Linked DNA regions of Homo sapiens: region 2 is linked to region 1. The links are chromatin loops, found by intact Hi-C in ENCODE. Cell type or tissue: chondrocyte. All regions are shown on one strand. Each heading gives the region's core, and the rest is flanking DNA. Links, peaks and the distances in the headings are about the cores only.

What was found. Hi-C counts contacts between places; a loop is a spot of excess contacts. Peaks named below come from ENCODE experiments on the same cell type or tissue, not always from the same donor. Only the 100,000 strongest peaks of a DNase experiment are listed, where the experiment ranks them.
Region 2: it touches region 1 in a loop (4-fold over the local background); 2 of 110 quality-filtered maps call a loop at or near these places.

What each region holds. Positions count from the first base shown.
Region 1 is chr2:209,769,803-209,774,802 of GRCh38, forward strand. It overlaps UNC80 (unc-80 subunit of NALCN channel complex), which reads left to right and starts at 2,030. Exons shown (of 65, transcript NM_001371986.1): 1 at 2,030-2,362; 2 at 3,292-3,340. The coding sequence starts at 2,271. RefSeq lists an enhancer at 3,589-4,090. In chondrocyte, for the core only: no CTCF peak of the experiment used is centred there; a DNase peak (open chromatin) is centred at 1,959.
Region 2 is chr2:210,196,415-210,202,904 of GRCh38, forward strand. All of the region lies in intron 8 of ACADL (acyl-CoA dehydrogenase long chain), which reads right to left. Among named protein-coding and RNA genes, the nearest start is that of ACADL, 26 kb to the right of the region's middle. In chondrocyte, for the core only: CTCF peaks have their summits at 2,956 (motif pointing left) and 3,194; no DNase peak of the experiment used is centred there.

The sequences.
Region 1 (5,000 bases), core at 1-5,000:
CTTAGCAGTTTTTTCACTTTTCTAGGATATTATATTTAGTTAATGGTAGGGCTAGAGCCAAAACTGTCTGGCTCAAGACCTAAGCTCTTAACCAATGTGCTATTTTTCTTTTCCCATACCCACTTGGTCATCATATCCTATTAATTCTACCTCTGCAATATTATTCAAACTCACCCCCTTGTCTGTAGTTCTGCTATTATGATCAGGGTTCAGGATCTCATAAAACATTTCTCTAATCTTCATACTGGGGTTCCTAATACAACTTTTGCCTGTTTCAAATAATCCCTACATTCCTGTCATGTCATTCACACTTAAATGGATATGAAGTTTCTACTTCTCTGCTTAAAGGCCTTCTAGGAAAACTTTCTAGCCTGTCATACAAAGTCTCCATCTGATTCCTACACATAATTTCTGCCTTGACCTTTTGTTCATAACTGAATCTGCATTCGTATCTCCCATGATTCTTTTCTCTTTTCATGTCTGTCTTCTCTTAATATTCAGACTTCCTTGTGAGCAAGAGTCCATATAGCTCCATAGAGCTATGAGTATATAAAATACACTCAATAAATATGCCTTGAGTAAACTGTACTTAGAATCTTTCTTTGTTTCAAGATCCATATTTGAGATCATAAGATCCATATTTTTGAGATTCATAATAAAAGATAACTTCAAGAAAGTAAATGAAGAATTTATTTCTATGGCAAAAAATATTGATATATACTATGCTGTTAATTATATATGAAATATTACATCTGTTGAGATTAGGACCTGGAGTCTGATTCTTCATTTCATGGATTACACCAATATCTTTGCTCTAAAAGATGAGGCCAGGCATGGTGGCTCATGCCTGTAATCCCAGAACTTTGAGAAGCCAAGGTGAAAGGATTGCTTGAGCCCAGGAGTTTGAGACTAGCCTGGGAAACATAGTGTGACCCCCATCTCTACAAAAATAAAAAATTAGCTGGGAGTAGTGGTGCACACCTGTAGTCCCAACTGTTGGGGAGACTGAGCTGAGAGGATCTCTTGAGCCTGGGAGGTCAAGGCTGCAGTGAGTCGTGATCACACGTCTGCACTCCAGCCTGGTTGAAGAGCGAGATTCCGTCAAAGAACAAGAAAGAAGAAAGAAGGAGAAGGAGGAGAAGAGGAGGAGGAGGAGAAGGGGGAGGAGGAGGAGGAAGAAGGAGAAGGAGGAGGGGGAGGAGGAGGAATTGCAGGTAGTTACTATTCCGATTGCTTCACCCCACCTCACCCCCCTCCCCGGCCTACTTGTTTTACTCCTAGATAATATATCTAACAGCAATCCAACTATAAAATATTAATATATGTAACATATAAGCATTTGACTATTACAACTGAAGGAAAATGGTAGCTATCACTGGGGGCGAACAGGATCACCCAAGTGCATTTAATGGACTGTAATAAACCACATTTCCTCACAGCATGATTCAAATGTTCTTCCTCAATTTGCAATTAACTGATATCCACAACTGGTTACTTTGGGAACTTTGTATTCCTGCTTTAGGAAAACAAACAAGGTTTATTTCTTGTGGTTATCATATAAAAATAACTTCTCATATCTAAGATCTTTCAAGCTTCCTCTCACTTGCCAACCTTGCCTCACCTTCCTGGTTTACACTTCTAATAATTTTCATGTGTTCCTCCGGCTAACCCCTGGACTCCTGATCTCCTTGCTGGAGGTGAGAATGATGCCAGGGTTAGCGACTGCTCTGCGGTTCCCCAAAGCTCCTCCTACCCAGACGGCGACAGTTTGGATGCTGAGGTTGGAAAGCAGGACAGGGGACACTCCTGAGTGCAGCTCGGAGCGGGGAAAGCCGAATTCCGGGGGCTGAAGAGGCCGCGCAGGGGACGAGCGCCTGCGATGCGGAGCGTGGACTTCTTGGGCCGTACCCCTGCGGCTCAAGCTGCCCCGGATTCGCTTCTCCGGCCGTGCAGCCCGGCGCGGGCCGCTGTCCACAGTGGGAGGTGCTGAAAGCAGGGAGCGGGTGCGGGGGCGGCGAGGCGGACCGCTGCTCCGAGCGCCCCCCTCCTCGCTCCGCGGCTCCTCCAGCCCTCCCCTCCTCCCGCAGCCATGTTCCACGCGCGGGGAGGGGTGGGGGGAGGGGAGAGGCACGGGGGATCAGGGCGGAGAGAGCCGGCTCTGCCTCGGGGAAGGAGGGGATGAGAGTTGGGAGCAGCGGGAGGAGGCGGCGGCGGCGGCTAGCGAGGAGACAGAGCTGGGTCCTGCAGTAGGACTCCCGGGAGCCACCATTATGGTGAAGAGGAAGAGCTCCGAGGGCCAGGAGCAGGACGGCGGCCGCGGCATCCCCCTGCCCATCCAGACCTTCCTGTGGCGGCAAACCAGGTGAGGGGCGCAGAGGGCGCACCGCGGGCCGCCCTGGGCTGGGGGCGCTCCTGGGGCCGCCCGGGTCGCCGCTGCCGCCGCCGCCGCTGAGGCCGCGCCACAGCCTGCAGCTCCCTCTCTGGGGCTGGAAAACAAGCCCTCTGCACCAGCTTAAAAACACGCATTAAAATATGTATATATATGTATATATTTCAGTGAAGTTTGACGACAAGCAGATTGGCAGTTGTCGCATAAATGTATACATTATTTTAGGGGGTGGGAGGGCAGAGAGCCTGGGAAGAGGGGGCGGGGAGCTAGATAATTATGACTGGTTGTGCTCCTGCGTCCAATTCCCCCTCCATCTCCTGCTGTAATTCTAGCCCAGTGACCTGTTGTTTTTCCAGCTCCTGTTTGGCGAATATCTGCTATGCCCACTTGTTAACCGTTTTGCTCAGATTAATCTCCCCAGTTAAATCTCCTGAGGATTTGTGATAAGGGACCTTCCCCCACAACCCCGGAAAGGCCTGACACCTATTCCAATAAACAGAAAAGGTTTTCTTTATTATTGTTATTTTAGAGATTTATCAGATAAGATATTAGATTCTGGAAATTATGACCCATAAGCCGTGTTCAATTTTCAGTTTTTATTATGACTGTACACGTAAGTAATGCACCACTTCTGACCACTGGCGATTTAAAATCTTAGAAGTCTTCAGATTAAGAGTGGATACCGAAAACCATCGAGATCCACTTCTCTTTCATATATGCAATTACACGTGTAAAAGAAAATGTCATCAGCTGTTCAACACCTGCTCATTAAAAAGCTATAAGGAAGCATGAAATTTGAATTTCATAGCATCCTGTCTTATTCATTGAAAAATACGTCACAAGGATGCTTTAATAATAATTTTACTTATGTTTATTAACAAATATCTCTATTAATTTTTCAGTGCATTTTTGAGGCCCAAACTGGGGAAGCAATATGAAGCTTCTTGTGTGGTATGTGATTTTCACCATTTAATAATTATTTCCCTATTCTGTGTGGTGGTTTGAACCCAAAGACAGATTTTAAATCAAACGGACTATATATATTAATTCACTTGGCAAATATTATTGATCACCCACTCTGTGCCAGGCACAATTCTCTGTGCTGGAATAGAACAATGATAAAAACAAATACAGTGTTTACATCCTAGTAGAAAGGGGACAAGCCACAAACAAATAAGTAAATACATAGTAAGCCAGATGGTGGTAAGCACTATGGAGAAAAATTAAGCAAAAAGAAATACTAGGAAGCACTAGGGAGGGGAGTTTTATAAGAATGGATAGATAAGGCTTATCTACCCATTAATGTGAACCTTGGCCAAAGACACAAGGGGAAGGGAGGGAAGGACAGCTGAGGGAAGAGCAGAGGAAACATGTTAAAGGAAATTAGCACCTACTGGGGAATAAGTGAAAGGGTGGGGCGGGATCGAGTGGTAGAAGAGAAGGCAGAGAGATAACAGGGAACCAGGTGGTGTAGGGTGTTTTTGCCACCTGCAAGTGTGAAGTCGAATCCTTAATCAACAAAACTGAGACTTATAGTGGAAGTTCATATGATGGAGTGCCTGTGAAAGAACTACTTGAACAAAATATATGCATTTCTGCACTTTTATGTCTTGCATATGTTCTCCAATTCTAAAAATGAATAATATAAAATAATTGTGAAAATAATACTGTTAATATTTATACAAAATAAAATGCATTTGTCCTGAGATTCTAAGGGAATCTTATATCCCTACAAATTCTTGTTTCACAAATTGAGAAAATAAGACATGAAATCATGAAGCAAAATTGAAATGGACTTTTCACAGCCTTCATTAATATTTGGAGCTTACCTAAAAGTCTTTACATTGCATATATTATAACCTAAAAATGGAAATCTACCAATTTGGATATTGCCATGCATATTTACAAATAGCTATGTGGATGACCTTGTGGTAAGGAGCTCTGAGATGTGTTAGGGCAAAAAATTCTGATGGAAGCCAACTGGAAAGTTAAACACATACATGCCCACTCACGTAGGAATTTGTTTTGTTGCATCTCCTATCTTTCAATGTTGTCACAAACACATTTTTTAAAATATAACTTTCTTATAAGGACCTTTTAATGGAATTTGTCATTGAATTTAGCTTGTTAGAGTAATTTGACACTTGAAATCTCAGACTTTCTTAACCATGCTGACAATTATACTAGCTTAAAATAATCCTGACTTTCTCTGTTCTTGGCGAAGATATTTTTGGCATTTTTAATGCAGTCACACAATATCAAAAAGTTACGTTAATAGATAGGGATAGATATATATATATCTCAATATAGAAAACAATTTCCCAAGTTTTAAAAAAATTATTAAAAGTTGTATTAGTGACACTTAATGAGAAAATGACATTACCCGGAATACTCTGAGATTATGAAATGCATAACTCATCCTCTACAATATATTCATTAGAGTGTATAAATTCTTTATAATCTTTTAGTGTCTAATATATGCATCCTTTACTTAATGAATACTTAGATATCTGAGGGCTGATGATTTTATAATATTTGTATTTATATCACCAACATATCTAAAGGCCTTTATCTAGTTTCTTAAAGCAAAATACTACATCTCTCATTATGC
Region 2 (6,490 bases), core at 929-5,928, 430 kb after region 1:
TGTACCTACCTCCTCCTACTGGCCATGGACAACCCATTAGCATTTTTGGAAATCATTCTATTTAGACCATTCTCAATTGTTGCTGACTGTCCTTGCTTCAATCAAGCTTTATTTCATTCCTGACTCTAGGCTCTCACACTCTGAACTTGGAGTGTATATCTGTTCTCTTTGGCACTGACTCTTGAGCCTCCCTCAGGAAATTGGCTTGAACTTGAAATACTGGGTTCCCACTTTGGGTAGCTCCAAAAGTATACTCCATTCTAGTTGATTTCTTAGGTCCAAGGCCCAGATATGGTCAGCTGGCCTATCTTCTTTGTGAAAATTCAGATAGAAACAGTTCTGATCATTCTGCTGTGAAATGAGTAAGAACTTCACTGTGGCTAATAGCATATACATGGAAAGTTACAGGCAAAGGTGGTGCAGTGAAACTCAAACTAGAAATTAAACACATCCCACCTAGGTACTACCAAGTCCAAAGCCACAGCTGTGTTCTCAAAGGAGGGTGGTGGGACACATTCTCAGAAGATACATGGTCTGCTTTTAATGCTGGCTACAGCAATTCTCAAGTTATAAAACTGATTCTTTCACTGTCATTGTTGGTTGGGACAGTTTTGATACTTACCATTTCTGGAAAAGAGTAGAATGGGAGTGTAAAAAGACCCAGGACCAAGCAAGACCAGGGTGTATCAGGTGGAGTAAAGCTCTGAGGGGCAGATTCCTTACAGGTATATCAACATAACTACTGTGCTGATGAAAACTCCAACTGACTGTCTTTCCCCTGGTTTTATTTCACCCTGTTCTAGAAACAGAGAATGTAACTGGCATCGAATGATTCCAAAACTAAGCAATGAGAAGGTTGGCACCCCACTCCTTCCATCTCTGTATTCTGGCCTCTAGTTCTGAACATGCTGGGTCACATCAAAACTTTCTTCCCCGCTTATTGTTTCCCTTAATTTTTTCTATCTCCATTTCTATTCATCATATATTTAATTAGGTCAAATATCTACCCTTTAATCAGCACAAAGTTTCCCACTCCCAACCCACACATTGAAGTTTACTCTTAGACAATATAAAGATGGAACAAAAAAAGAAAAAAATAGGCAAATAATCTATATATCGAAAACAGATGAGTATTCCATGAAAATCCCTGAAGATGGTTTCTAAGCCTACTCCTAGTTTAGTTCAATGACACTATGTATGACACTTTATTTGGAAAATAAGGGTGGATCCAACAAGTCTCAAGATATTTTTTTGCCTACATGATGCCACATTTGGGAATTTATGCACTGTCTTTACAATATGAAAGAGTAAAGATATCTAAGCCTGATTCTCTCATACAAGAGTCATTCCTTTGTAAATGCTGGAAACTTCTAGAAGCTGAAGTAAAACTTCAAACCAGAATGGAATGATTTAGAATTCTTGCATCAGTGCATTCAGTGAAGTCCAGAGGTCTGAGAGAATAATGTCTCCAAGAGTACATAATTTACTCTCTGAGGATAAAAAGATTAAATATTTACATATTCTTGCCATTGGGTTGAGCGTTACTAAACAGATTTGGTCTTTGCTTTTCACTGCAGACACTGCATTATGCTTTCTGAAATCATCCTCTAATCAAAGGCAACTAAAAATTAGACCACACATTACTAGTCAAGTGCTCTTAGTGAATGATCGACAAGGTCATAGCAGTATTTTTAAGTCATTTATATTTGTTAATAAATAATACTGCAGCTAGCATTAAAAATTATTCTGAAGTTACTAAGTGGGCTGGATGGAGTCTTTTTCAGAGTTCTGAATGACAGAATTCTTAGAATTATGGAAATGGAGAACACCTTGGAGAGGTTATCTAGCCCAGTATTCATTTAAACAACAGCATCAGTTGCTCTCACATATTATGGTTAAAATATAAAATGAAACACACTAGGTTTGCTATTTGATAGTTAATTAGTCCCATGCTCAAGGTCTTAAAAACTGGATATTCCCATTTTAGACACATGTCAAGAAGAAGTATTATTTTTTTCCTCTCTATTCCTCTCCCTAATTCTTTATGCCCTTAGAATTAAGAACACATACCACACAGGAAATGACTAACCAAGAGCTCTCATTAGATTAGAAAAAACATTCCATTTTCACTTCGTTGCCCACTGAGTGAAGGAAATAGGAAAAGAAAAAAGGCCCATCTGCTTTGCACTTCTGGGCAGTAATAACAGTATATAGGTAAAGAGTGTAGGTTCTGGAATTAGAATATATGTGTAATTTGGGGCAAGTTACTTAACCTCTCTATACCTTAATTTCCTTAACTGTAAAATAAAAATAATTAAAATACTTATATAGATTTGTGAAGAAAAAGAATGAGACCATTCACTTAGCAGTGTCTGGCAGATAGGGAGCAGTCAAGCAATAATATCCATTATTATTTAACATCTGGATTTTACTGTTTTATTGTCTATTCCGCAAAAAACCATAAGATCGACATAAACTATGGAGAGCATAGATTTTAAAAATCCTAATAATTATTGCTACATCCATACGTAGGTTTCTATTCTAAAAAGAAAATAAATTTTGTGACATGCATTTCAACTGGTCAGAAAGCCCCAAAATGTCCAAAATTCAAGGATAACAAAGAGAATGGAAACTGAATAGTTATATAGTTATAAAATGACATGTGGCCAAGTATATTGTAACATTTAAAGCTCTTCTATTTCAATTGAATAACTAGATCCATAGTGTACCCAGCTCTTGAATACAAGGTATAGGTATGTACAGTATCGGTTATTCATCATCTCTGAATATACTCCTAGCTTGAAATATGAAAATATTATTCAAATATATTTATTTAGATAAAATAGGAAGATCAGAAGACATATCTCAGAAATCTCAGAACATATAAACTTACTTGGAAAACAATACTACTAGCTATCAATAATGTGACCTGTGGAAGTAGAATGCTACTGCCACCTACTGAAAGTTTAGGGAACTAACTTTGAAAGAAGGCAACAATAAAATGATACTTCTTTAAAAAGGAATGATTAAAGTTATTTATTTTTTGCTATTAAAATACAATAAATATATATTTTAAAAGAATATTTTTCCCCTATGAGAAAACAATATGGACCACTTTCCTATTTCCTTCATGGTTAAATGTCAAATTACATGCCTTCTGAGCCATTCAGGCAATCTGGGTAATAATATAGTCATCCTTGTTGTAATCTAGTATTAAGTTCATAAACACAGGAAATGTAGATTTCCAAAGGAATGGAAACATGTCTTTTGGTTCAACTGTTATACCTTTAGCCAAAATAAGGCTAAAGGTATATTTTTGTTTTTGTATTCATTTTTGTGGGGAGCAGGGAGACAGGGTCTTGCTATGTCACTCAGGCTAGAGTACAATAGTGAGATCTCAGCTCACTGCAACATCTGCCTCCAGGGCTCAAGCGATCCTCCCACCTTAGCCTCTTGAGTAGCTGAGACTACAGACACACACCACCACACCTGGCTAATTTTTGTATTTTTTGTAGAGATGAGGTTTTGCCACGTTGTCCAGGTTGGTCTCAAAGTCCTGGGCTCAAGCAATCTGCCTGCCTAGGCCTCCCAACGTGCTGGGATTACAGGTGTGAGCCACTATGCCTGGCCTTGGTATAAGTGTTTTAGTAAACATTTTTGATGTTTAAGTGGTGGTGGTTGGATTTCAGAAGCAAATGATACTCATTCCACTTTGGGTACAGTTGAGAAAATCAGAGTGATATCAAGTGGTAACACTTCCTTCATATTGCCAGGAGCGTAGTATGTGTTTCTAGAGTTACACCCATCAAATTACAGTTGAACACATTACCCTTAGGAGGCAATCAATATATATTTGTTCAGTGAACCAAAAAGGAAAAAATCATATATGTCAGTTTTTCTCAATGGGAAATTATTGATATTTTGAGTGACACAATTAGTTGTAATCCAAATGTGAATTACAGGACATTTAACAACACTGTCCTCCAGGGCACTATACAAGTTATACCTCCAGTCAACTGTGCACACCCACCTCCACCTCATTCCTGACATTTCTAAACACCTGAGTGAAAGGGCATTCACTGAGAACCTCTGATACGTGTAAATCAGTGATCCATAAATGAAAGGGAATATAAAGTATAACATCCTTGCTCTTAAGGAAATCAGAATTTAATCAAGTCAAGTCATACTGTTTTGTTAAATGTTTTCTTGATTGAGTGTACCTCATTTTTAGAGATTCAGAACAACTGTTTTAGGTTTGTTATGTCAATAAGAAAAGTTAGGATGTAAAGACTTTTTTTCAGGATGGAAAAAGTTAATTTGATGACAATACCGGTAGCAAACAGTTCCCAAAACGACAAAGAGAGGGTCTAGATCAAGAGCAAGAGGAAGTAGATGGTAAAAAGGTCTCCCATATTGAAACAAAATGGAGCAAGGCATTATGTAAGGAATAAAATAAGGATAACAGCTAATTTTAATGTGGGCTTACTTTGCCAGGCAATATTCCAAGCGCTTTATGTATATTACCCCATCTAATTGATAGAGACAGGAGACAGCCGAGGGTCTCTGGTGAAACCCTGCCTTCAAGCCTAAACAGCCTAAAGGCTGAAAAACCCGACTGCTGGTCCCAGATGAAGCCTGCCCTTTCCCAACTGATCCTTTCTGAATAATGCCCACCTGTGCACTGGGAGGACGGGGTGGAGCCTCGGGAAGTTCACACTGTTTGCAGAGGAGAGGAGCCTAGCCTCTCCTGTTCCTGTGTGATGACCTAGGATTCAATCTGTGAGGCAGGAGAACTGCTCGCAGGACTTTCTTTCACTTTGCTGAGAGTTCCTTTCTCCTTTTCATTTAATAAACCCTGCCCTACTCAATCTACAATGTGTCTGCGTGCCCAAATTATCCTGGTCCTGTGACAAGAACCCAGTTTTTTCTACAACATAATCCTCACAACAACGCTATGAGGCAGTCTCTGATATTCACAAGTAGGAAAATATTTTATAAATATTTACAAACGTTATAAATTTTAAAGATTTATAGTCAAAATTTTACAATTTTGCAAATCAAATACATTTTATATATTTACAAATAGGAAACTATTTTTGAGAGAGAGAACACGACTAGACTACGGAGATTCAAGTAGCTGTGTTAGGACATAAACCACACTTGAACATAATTTCTAGAATGCTGGTTCTGAAAAGCCACCAAGTTGTTTCATTTCTACCTTTCCCTTCACAAAGCCTTTCAGCCAGTCATTCTACTTAAAAATTTTTAAGTCAAATCCCAACTCCAGGTTTTTTGCTGGTGAGATGTTTTGCCAATTTGATGACCACATGAAGGAATTATAAACTATTCCTTCATTTAAAAAGAAACTATAGGGTCTAAAATTTAATTAGCATATTTAGTGACTGCGGCCACTATATACTGAGTTCTTTTGCAAAAACCCTCAAGTTCCTGGGAAAACTCAATCCTAGGTAAACACAATCATCTGTCTTTTCTCTATGTTTGTACCTGGGAAGCTAAACTCTTATCATAAAGCTGATTGATACACAAAAAGCAGAAAGTAGTTTAGTTTCTCATTCTGAAGAAGATATTTCATACCTCCCTCACCCTTCTGCAACACCTCCATGCCTCCTTCACTCACCTGTCTTTCAAGGACTTTCTCTATTGTTATTTATTTATTTATTTGTTTATTTTTGAGATGGAGTCTTGTTCTGTAGCCCAGGCTGGATGGAGTGCAGTGGTGCGATCTTGGCTCACTGCAACCTCTACCTCCTGGGTTCAAGTGATTCTCCTGCCTCAGCCTCCCGAGTAGCTGGGATTAGAGGTGTGCACCACCATGCCTGGCTAATTTTTGTATTTTTAGTAGAGACAGGGTTTCACCATGTTGGCCACGCTAGTCTCGAACTCCTGACCTCAAGTGATCTGCCTGCCTCAACTTCCCAAAGTGCTGAGATTACAGGCGTGAGTCAGTGTGCCTGGCCACGTTATTTAAAGAAATAGAAGTCTTCTATAAAGAACTTTTGTAGTTTTCTACCAACAGAGTGATGTATCTGTCTGAACTCATAGATGTCCTTTGCTCCTTTCTTCCTGTGCAAATGAAGGAATCCCTCTCCTGTTGATGGGAAGGCCTATCTTTCCATGTGTCAGCATCCACAAACTCACCCTTTCTCAAAGACCTTACGCAGTTGATTATTTCCTTCCTATCTACAACCTTTCCCTCTTTATTAAATCCTTTCTTTATATACAGGTATTAAAATATGCACCCGCATTCCCATCCTAAAAATAACGACAAAAAATTAATAACTCCCAAATATCTCCCTTGAATCTCAAATCTCCTTCCCCTCCCCTCTTCGCTTACCACCCTTTCTCTCAACTACCATTCACAGCCAAACTCAGGAAAGAGTTGCCTACCATCAGTATTGTTTTACGTCCTCATTTCTATCTACTCATCGGGTGTGTCACCCTCCACCTCCATTAATGGCTCTTACTAAAT